Regions from separate parts of the Mus musculus genome. Here region 1 is linked to region 2. The links are chromatin loops, found by intact Hi-C in ENCODE. Cell type or tissue: left cerebral cortex. All regions are shown on one strand. Links, peaks and the distances in the headings refer to the core of each region. The heading gives the core; the rest is flanking DNA.

Region 1 (5,384 bases), core at 234-5,233, 51 kb before region 2:
GGTTGAATGAGTTGGTTCTGCATACATTATACAAAATAACCCCCCTTTCTCAGAGGGGTTGGTGAAAGAGATGAGGTTTAGCAGGCACATAAAGAAGCAGAAGAAGGATCCTTACTAACAGCAGGCTACCTCTCTACAGAGATGCATATTCCACAACACATGCCAGCAGATGGGCAGACTATTCAGAACTTCGAAGCGGCATTAGCTCATTTTTTCCCCCTAACCTTCCAGGTAGTGCCAGGTGTGGGCTCCCTGTCATGGCATGGGCCTCAAGTTGGACCAGTCATCATTTGGCCAGTCCCACAAGTTCTGCACCACCTTTCCCCCAGCTTGGTAGGTAGACTGGCTCACTGTGAGGCAACACATGGTATGCTTGTTTATCTGAGTAACCCAGAAAGCAAATGCCATACATTTCCAATTTCATAGAAACGGAGTCCAAGTTTATCTCTTAATGAGTCGTTTGATAGCTCTTCTGTGAACCACTTCGTAGGAACTAAAATAAATGAGGCCCTGTTCTTTTTACCGAACCACTGAACTTCCCTCTCTTCAACTGCAGTCTGCTTGCCAAAGAGGTGAACTGATGATGCCAGCAGGTTCAGCATGAGCTGGGGGTGAAAGTTCACTTAACATCTACTACGTCTTCACAAGCCCACACTATCATCATCACTCAGGACGCTGTTTGAATGTGCGTTTTCCGACCCAGACCTACTGAACTGGACACCATTAGGTCTTTCAGGATGACATGCTAGTTTTAAGACCATGGATATATGATGTTTTATTTTTCTTATTTTATTTATATGAGTACACTGTAGCTGTCTTCAGACACACCAGAAGAGGGCATCAGATCTCATTACAGATGGTTGTGAGCCACCATGTGGTTGTTGGGAATTGAACTCAGGACCTCTGGAAGAGCAGCCAGTGCTCTTAACCACTGAGCCACCTCTCCAGCCTGGTTATATGAGTTTTAAATGTACAATTAACCGTTGGACATTTATTCTTCTTAGGCCTGTTTATACTTTGAAAGGATTGTTATGTAGCTATCCAGTTTGCATGACTATCTGAGCTTTAATAAACCAAAATATACTTTCTTGTATTCCCAACAACTCTACCGCTGTTACCTAATATGTCTTATCATTTTAGGTGGGGCAACTTTAATTCACTCCAGATGCCTGTGAGCATCTCAGCTCATTGAGGTGTCAATTCCAAGGCTGGGCAGGTGAGCGTGGACAAGCTGAGTTTCTTTCCTGCTCCTTCCTGTGTGTTTATGGGCTTTTAAACTATACTGAGACAAGGCTAGACTTCAGGTTTGTAAAGACTCTTTGCTAAGTTCAAAGGGCTGGAGATGCCAAATGAGAGCTCTCTTAACACAGAACTTGCTTAATTATGCAAACAAGTTCTCCCTCCTCCTCTTCTTCTCTCTCACATATATGAATAATTTGCAATGCTAAGGATCCAACCCAAGGTCTTGTATATGCTGGACAAGTGCTCTATCACTGAAATATACCCTCACCCTTTAAGTGTTTTTGTTGTTGTTATTGTTGTGTTTTTTTTTAAGCTATGGTCTCTCTATATAGCCAGACTGCCCTTGAACTCACCCATCCTTCTGTTTCAACTTCCCTATTATTGGGATTACAGTCAGGCTTTGCCAAGCTCACATCCAAGTAACTTTTTGTTTGTAGAGAGGTTTCTGCAGATAAAAAGGGATCCACACCACAAAACTCAGCACCCTCAGGGTTTGCTGTAGCTATGGCTCCATAGTCTTCAGTGCCTTGTGGGGTTCTGGGAGGACTCATGAACAGGAAGCAGCCTGGAATTCTCGGCAGGAAGTTGTTATGGAGCTTGCAGGTAAGTGATTAATATTTCTATTAAATACGGCTTCTATTTAGGACTCAGAACGGTCTTTAAAAGTGTCTGGGTTTTCCTTAGGAGGCATAAATTTACCTTTTGTTCTCCCTATCCTGATTTAAAAATAGAGAAAACAATTGCTCTTTCTATGGCTGGAAAGGAAGAAATATACACACTTTTGGACTTAGACCAAAACTCTAAAATAGGTCAAACCTTAACTGAAAGAAGAAAAATATCTTATGGTTCAAACCCTCATTAGTGTTGCTCCTTAAACTAAATTTACCTCTCTAGTCAGCCTTCTATTTATGAACACACTGAGACCGAAACCACTTTCTCTCCATAATCCTCCACCAACCATATGGCTTGCTTGCCTAAAAGCGTTATAATAAGGATGAATTTTTTTTTCCTCTAAGAAGAAACCAAAGGCGTGGCACTCAAATAAATGGCAAGTGGGAAACTCGTAGCTGGTTTGAACCAGAAGTGATCACAGTTTACTCTTGTAATGGGATGATTTGTCTCAATTTCCAATTTGATTGGACTGAGAAGAGCCTGAAGATTGGTAAGGTACAGCTCTGGAAATATCTGCGCAAGGCTCCCAGAGATCGGACTAAAGGGAGGGGAAGACACTTGACTCTAGTGTAGTCATCTCATAGGCTAGGGCCCAATGGGTCTCAAAGAGAAGAGAAAGTGCTAGCATGATCCAGACACCCCCCCACCCCCGGCCTTGTCATGTCATGCGGCGAAACGCTCTACTCAACAACACCCTCCCCACCAGCATGGACTAGAACTAGAAGTATATACAAAACGAGCCTCCCTCCCTTAAGTTAACTCTGCCTTAGTTAAAAGCCCTTCCCAGTGGGTTTGGAGAGATGCCTCAATGGTTAAGAGCATTTGCTGCTCTTGTAGGGGACCTGGGTTCTGTTCCCAGCAACCACATGGTAGATCACAACTGTAGGTTATTGCAGGCCTAGAGGACATGACACCTCCTTCTGCCTCCCATGGTACTGCATACCTGGGGAGCACCTACATATATGTTGCCAAAACACTCAAAACATAGAATAAAAATAAGTTAATTTTTAGAAAAGCCCTTCCACTTGGTAACATGACTTTTCTCTATCCCTCATAGGCAATCGTATTTATTTATCATTTATTTTAGTAATAGTATGCGACATGTATGCGCTAAGTAATTTTCATGAATACATTGTTAACGGTTTTTATGCCATACGATGGCTTTCTATATTTATTCAATCTGCAGCAACACTCTCTCCTTCCACTAACTTCTTCCCATTCCTCCTTTCTTAGGCCCCGACAAACATTATTTATCTCAAGGTTCTCTGTGAGTGCAATGCTCTTATATACCACACGTTTCATGTAAGGTCTCTTTACACTTAGCATAGTGTCCAGTTTGATTCATGCAAATTCCATGATTTTCTTCTTTTAAAAGATTGAATGGCACCAGCATACATGTATGCTTGTGCATTCATGAATGCATATGTGCACATGGTGTATGTGTGGGTGGTATGTATTGCACGCCCCTGTGTGTGTGTGTGTATGCGTGTGTGTGCATTTGTGCATGTTTGCATGCATGTGTACACACGTGTGTGCATGCATGTGTGTTTCCACGTTTCCTTTCACATTCATCCATTGATCGACTATTGGTTTGATTCTCCATCTGCTCTGGTGTGCTGCAAAGGATTTGGCAATGTAGTCGGTCTTCAACACACTTGATTTCATTTGATTTGGGTATATATGCAGAAATGAGAGTAAATGGGTTCTATTGTTAGTTCTTTTGAGGAAACTTGATGATCCTTTCCCTGCAATGGGTACATTAATTTACATTCTTATCAATGAAGTACAAAGGTGCCCCTTTCTACACAACATCACATTTACCTTTTAATAAAAATAAAAACAATAGCCACTCTCACGGGTGTGACATGACCCCTCATTGTGGTTTTGGATTCTATTTCCATTATTTCCATGATTGTTAAGGATGTTGAAAGCAGTTTACCCCTATATAACCACTGGCCATTTGTATGCCCTCTTTGAAACACTCTGTTCAAGGATTTACTAATTTTCTCCTAGTTATGAGTTTTCTTGCTATCAAGAGTGTGGCTTTTTAAGAAAATGAATTGTAATAGTTTTCTTATAAGCTGAACGTTATAAGATCAGAAATGAAGACTATGTACAAGAAGACGTTTGAAACAAAACTCTCCAAATTGGATTTTACTGAGACTTAAAGTTGTGGGTGTCTTATAAAATGGGAGTTCCCACACTGGTGTTTAAGGGGTGTGTGGCTGAATTTCCATTTGCAATGTGATTGAGATCAGAAAAGAACAAGATTGGAACTCGCTGTAGGTGACACACACTGTGCTGTTGTTGATCTGTGCCGGAGCTCCTGGACACTGTGGCATTCTAAACGCAAATGTTTGCTTCTGGAAAACAAGGATTATAAAGAGGATTAACAGATAAGACCAGGGGAGCATCTTCCCCTGCTACATCAGAGTATGCTTCTAAAGTGTTCCATTTTGCCTGTTGTCCAAGACAGTGGGCAATTTTCCATTTTCATTGATTTTTGGTATCCTCTGAGGTAGGGTGAGCCTTCCTAGGTGTTCTTTGTTGGCAGCTCTCTGTTAACTACTTACTACCTTTAGAAAGAATACACACTAGGAAAATCTTAGACCTCAGAGGATACCAAAAGTCAATGAAAATGGAAAATTACCCACTTGCAAAATGGAACACTTTAGAAGCATACTCTATAGCTCATTGTGCTCTCCCTTGATCAGGTCAACAAATGAAAATCTCCAAAGACAACTATACATAGCCTTATCTTCCAACACCCAAGGACTTGATTTGCTCCCTAGGCTGGCCACCTCAGAATATGCTCGCTCAGTTACAACCCTGTCTGATTAGTGCCAACTAGCCCAAGGGCAGTGATGCTGGCTGCTTCAGAGACACCCACGGTCACAGCAGCACGTGCCAAATCAGCCTGCAAACCCATGCCTTCCCAGAGAACAGAGCAGCATATGGAGGGTTTGGGCTCCCCGCCATCTGTCAGAGTGGGCAGGACAGTGTGTGCAACCCCAATCTGTGCCAGTGTTCAGGAGATAATGTTTTCCACAGCAAAGGGTCTGCTGGCCTCAGATAAGGACAGCTTCCGCAGGGGAACGATAGAAAGCCACACAATACAGGAAGCCTGGCCTCAGTCTTCTTGGCTCTGCTCAAAGCTCTTGTGGTCGTTAGCCAAATGGCACCAAGGGGGAGGCACCCTTATGTTGCTGGTGTGTATGGAGCATGGCTATCCACTCCCAGGCTGTCCAACATGACCATTTGCCAAAGTGCTTCCTGGTAACCACTGTCTACCTCCCAAGAGCACTGTGATGAAATCTCCCTGTCCAGAGACCTGTCCCCCATTCCATGCTTTTTTTTTTTTTTAATCACTGCCCCATCCATTGCATTAAGAAAGTGGCTGTGAGTCTCATTCTTCTAGGAAACTGGTTTGTGAATTTTCTAGCATCTTTTTTTTTTAATTTTGTTTTATA
Region 2 (5,384 bases), core at 164-5,163:
GTTATAGCTTACATAAGGGGGGACAGATAGCTGATGAGGGGAGCAGGGTTAGACAAACAGAGAGGTCTACATGTAGAAAATCTGGAAAACAAAGCAAACAAAGGACCACAACATCGTCTCCTGTTACTATGGTGAAAAAGGAGTTTATTTTCCTTCCAATTTCCAGTTACTGATCACTTACTCAGGTCTAAGACTTATTATCTGATAATCAGACCACATTCACCATATCTTGTGACTACTAATACTAAAACATGCAAGTGAAATTTTTTTCCTTCAATTTTGAACTGAAACTCAAGACCTCATCTTTTCTAAAGAGAGAATCTCACTCTGTGTGTAGCCCAGCCTGACCTCATAGAAATTCCACCTTAGTCTCCCAAGAAATGCTTTGCATTAAATTACCACATAACAGGTCTTTTGAACTCCTCCTGACAGTAAGCAATACGTCACATCCCACCTACTGGAAAATGAACATTATATAAATATATGAATTTAATATTTTGCTTATTGACTTCTTTTCTTTCCTCTGAATGGTTTTTATAGCAGTTGCTATCTGATCCGCCGTAAGTACGTACAGATTGCATTTTGAGAAGGTTCTCACAAGCTTGTCTTTAAGCCCCAGTCTTCAGCACAGCGAGTCCCATTGAGGATGAGGTAAGGTGTTATTGGAACACTCACAGAAAATCCCTGGCTGATTGTTTGGAAGCACCTCGGGGTTGCAAGTTTAAGAAACCTTTCTCTTTGAAAGAGCAATAAAAATTGAATCTGGCAAATCCTTATGGGAGGTTTTCATCATTAATTGGTCTGTGAAATTCTCTATCAACAGACATCATAAAAATCCAGAGTCTCTGAGATTGGAAGTCATGGGTTTTGAGGGGCTGCAAAAATAAAATTAGACCTAGGCTTTTAAAGAGTCACAGAGTTCTACATGATTGACCTCTGTGAGGTGACTAGGCAAAGCTCCTTCCCCCAGCTTCTCAGAAGACCACAAACTCAGACTGGGCAGGACAGTGCAGAGGCTCCTCTATCTTGTGTTCTTGCTGGGGCCATTTCAGGTTTAACTAGAATTTGCCCTTGATGGAGACTCCCATGGAAAACTACCCTGCTCTATTCTAGGACCTGAGGCCACGGTGCTCTGGCTAACTTCTCCTTGATTCTGTTCTACTGCTTGCTTGTGCAGACCTCACCCTCAACTGCCCAGGAGATACCAGCCTGAAGTTTTACCTTTAAAATGTCACTGGTCTTAATGCATGGCACTACACACTTACATCTCAATTCCTGAATATAATCCCAGCCAGTGGAATAAAGATTTTCAATTTGGTATAAACTGAGCCTGAGTGGTTATCTCTGATGGGCTTCCTGTAACAAAACAGCTTGGATCATTTTACAATGTCCAACTAATAAGAAAGTCCTGCAATGTACAGGTTTTCTGCTTCCAGGGATATATATTTGTATTTATAAAGGTCTCTTTAAAAACACTATACCCCACCTTGTTAATTTTTGTGTGAGCGCACACATGCTATGACATATTTGGCATGCTGTGTATGCGACACCTCCATGTGCATAGTAAAAATAGATCAGTGACCAGTTTGCAAATAAGCTGGTATATAGCTGTACTGTATGCATCAGTTTATATATATGCCTTCTTTCTCTCTAGTTCTCTTGTTGACTTATTCTGTATTCTGTCTCCTTAGTTATTTGGCAATTAAATGAAACCATACTGACTTTGGCTCTGGCGCACACCACACTTACAACAGTGCTTGGGATGTATGCTACAATGTAAAGACCTGTCAGAGAAGCTGCTTAGTAAGTGTCTATATGCACAGCCTCTACTAGAGAGTTCTAATTTGTTTTTAAGGAACAAGTCTCCAGTGCCACTATACGGCAAAGCGCTTAGCTGTGACAAGGACTTAGCTTTCCTGAGGGGCTGGTGAGTACCTTCAGAGCATGTAACAGTTTAATAATGTTTTACACTGGTTAGTACTTGGTCCCCAGTAGGTGATGCTATTTGGAGAAGGTGTAGAGGCTGTAGTCTCTGGGAGGTGGAGCTTTACCGGTGGAAGTATGTCTCTGAGCCTGGGCTTTGGGTGTGCACAGTCTTCTTACACTTCCTGTTCACACTCCCTGTTTCACTTATACACTTGAGAGTGACTTCTCAGCTGCAGGCTCCCACCACCAACCCCGTGGCTTGTTGCCATGCCTCCCCGCCATGATGACTTCTTCTCCCTCTGGACCTAAGTCAGAATGAACTCTTGCTTCCACCAGTTGCCTTTGGTCATGGTGTTTTATGACAGCAACAGTAAAGAAGCTACTACTGGTCAGGATAAGGTTTGAGGGAAGGCCTCCCTGACCTTCATACCACACAAGGTGGTGCTTTCTCCATAACTCAAGCTGCAGAAGGCATTCTCTTGATGTCTCTCTTAGTTAGCTCTTATGCTGTGACAGAGAACCTGACAGGACACCTTCAAAAGAAGAAAAAGGGTTGTTATGGCTCATGGTTTCAGAAAGCCCAGTCAATGGTTGCTAAGAACTATGTCCTTGGGCAAAGCACATCACATTGGCAGGAACATATGGTAGAGGCTTTTTACCATGTGGTGGACAAGAAACAGGGGGAAGCAAATATAGAAAAAGGCCAGGGCAAGATACAGATATAACATCCAAGAAAATTCCCCCCCAGGCTTTAAAGTTCCAAAATGGGGGGCAGGGGTTGGTGAGATAGCTCAGCGGTTAAGTACACTGGCTGCTCTTCCATAAGTCTTGAGTTTAATTCCCAGCCACCATATGGTGGCTCACAACCATCTGTAATGGAATCCGATGCCCTCTTCTGGTGTGTATGAAGAGAGCTACAATATACTCACATAAATAAAATAATAAAAAAATCTTAAAAAATAATTCCAACACAAGATGAATTTTGTCATCACTCACTTTGTGTCCTTTGGTAGCTCTACTTTTTTGCTTTCAAAAAATTTTAAAACTGAACACGGTCTTTGAGTATGTTGATAACTTTCTGCTAACACTGTATGTACTTTAAGCTACATTAAAGTAGTACCTCTGTTTCACAATTGACATGGTGATTGCTTTGTGGTTTCTTCTTCTAAAACTTGTTTTTGTACTGAAATGCGTGAAGCTGTCACTCTCCTGGCTCCCTTATGGCGTCATGCTGCAAATACAGTTTGTCTCCTGCTTGTTCACTGAAGTACATGGCACAGAGCGTAAGGGACAAGGAAGTAGAGAGAAGGCTAGACTCTGGAGAAGCCGCATCAGTGAACGTTTAGAAGGAGGCTTGTCTGGAAAGTATGCAAACATGTGAGAATGGCATGGCTGCTGGCATGGCACGGCTGCACCGAGTCAGAGTGTGGAGCAGGGAGAGAGGGAGCTGGGTACAGAGGACACCGGCTATCGAGAGGTGACATGCACAGACTCAGACAAGTTCAGGTTGCTGGAGGTGTCAGGACCTGAGGTCAACAGCCTACCTGTGAAAGGGGAAACCAGGCAGTGGGGAAGGGCTCTGACAAATGTACAATAGCAGGTTGGGAGCTAGCCCAGGGAACAAGGTGTGGGAGTGCTTATGGGCATCACAGTGCTCTCTGTGGATGCTTATGTGCAGTGTGGGGTCTCCTGTGTGCAGGCGAAGGGTCCCCCTTTCACTTCTGGAAGAACCATGTGCTTTGAATGGCATGTGTGTGCTGCCAAGTGTACCTTTCTTACTCTTCTCTGAGAAACACAAGTGCAGCAAGTTTTCCCTCTTAGTGCTTGCTCTTGGTCCAGATTATATGTCAAGTGCTTAATTTTATCTACTTTCTCACTTCTTTAAAAATTGCTTATTTTTAATTGGCAAGCAAAAAGTGCACATATTTATGGCGTATTCTCTATTTTGGAATATGTTAGGTATTATGGGTTGGCTAAATGAAGCTAGCTAGTGTAGGCGCATCTCACATTTAACACCTATTTTCTTCCCAGATTTCGAGCGCACAGTATGTTGTCATTAATTGTGATCTTCATATATGAATAAGAAATCTCTTGGATTTACTTTTGTGTGGTCATTATATTGTTATTTTCATTTCAATTTTTTTTGTTTCCTTTGAAACAGAGCCTTTCTTTGCAGCCCCAACCTTCCAGTCCTCTAGTGTCAGCCTCTTTAATGTGTCACAGACTCAGCTTTTGATATTAGTCTTCAAGACAAGACCATGGCTCTTTTGAATACAGACTTTTCCTTTCAAATGATGTTCAATTAGATACATTAATACAGTACACTTTAATATCATGTTTAGTAACCAGAAGAGAACATGAGTATTCTCTACTACCAGATCTCACACAAAACTTATTTACATAACAGGGGACCAAGGGCTTAGGTTTGCTAGTGAAGACAAATACTTGACTAAATCTATAAAATAACATAAACTGGTCAAAGATCAACCAAGACCATAATTCATATCAATATCATGGACTTCCTCACAACCCACTATCCTGTCAAGAACAAAGCAGCCAAGGACCTTTCCCCAAAGATTCCTCTATTTCGAGAGAGGAATTTTCAGGACTTTGATGAACAAGAAAAAACGCACTAGCTCACTCTGAAATCTTTATTTACTTATTTCTTTTTTGAAGGCAGAGCCAGCAGAAGCCACAGAAAGGTTAGTGCGGGAGGTCTGCAGGCCAGTGCTACATATCCATAAGATTGTACCTTGTTGAATTCATCGCCTGTTAGGACAAGGTTCGTTCCCAATGGCGTTTACCTACTGTTCTAACCATTGTGCTCCCAGCTCCCTCACCACAGGACCCAGTTCCCATCAACAGACACTGTGAATTAACACTTAGACGATTCCCTCCAGACCCAGGATGGCTCACCTGGGCCAGGCCGGCCTCGTTTGTGCTCTCATACTGACTAGTTATTGGCTACTGTGTTGTTGTTGTTACAATAACTGTATCAGTTATCTCACAGCTGTCTGAGAGTGTTAGCTCTGACAACAAGAGCACCTAGGACGTTACTGTTCCTTGTCTGTGAAAAACAACAGCTTGGCTTCCAGTCTGGCTGCCAGAGTGTTCTCTACAGAAGATTGCTGTTAAGTAGAAACCCGGACCCCTACCAGCCGAGCTTTAGCTTAGCATCTGCCTACTCCTTCAAGCCCACACTGTGTTTTTATAGGAACAGTTTTGGAAATAGGTTTCTCTGCTGAAAAAAAAACAACAACAACAAAAAAAATTGGAAAAATACAGACTTAAATGAGTGCTAATCTTTCACTTTATTCTAAAAGCATAAAGCCCAATTATAACCATAATCATAAAAAAAGGAATGTATAGGACAATATCAAATACATTCTATTGACCCTACTCCAAGCTAGGCATTGTTTAAGTGCTTTACTAGATACGTCATTTATTTACTTATACTT

What was found. A loop is a pair of places that touch in the nucleus more often than their neighbours do. Peaks named below come from ENCODE experiments on the same cell type or tissue, not always from the same donor. Only the 100,000 strongest peaks of a DNase experiment are listed, where the experiment ranks them.
Region 1: a loop joins it to region 2, with 2.5 times the contacts of the local background. A loop is called at or near these places in 3 of 42 quality-filtered maps.

The regions. Positions count from the first base shown.
Region 1 is chr17:70,488,590-70,493,973 of GRCm38, reverse strand. The region is part of intron 1 of Dlgap1 (DLG associated protein 1); the gene reads right to left. Among named protein-coding and RNA genes, the nearest start is that of Dlgap1, 66 kb to the right of the region's middle. In left cerebral cortex, for the core only: CTCF peaks have their summits at 804 (motif pointing right) and 3,071; DNase peaks (open chromatin) are centred at 1,789, 2,211, 4,224 and 4,863; H3K27ac peaks cover 2,863 bases.
Region 2 is chr17:70,437,095-70,442,478 of GRCm38, reverse strand. The region is part of intron 1 of Dlgap1 (DLG associated protein 1); the gene reads right to left. Among named protein-coding and RNA genes, the nearest start is that of Dlgap1, 15 kb to the right of the region's middle. In left cerebral cortex, for the core only: a CTCF peak has its summit at 2,847 (motif pointing left); DNase peaks (open chromatin) are centred at 3,830 and 4,987; H3K27ac peaks cover 830 bases.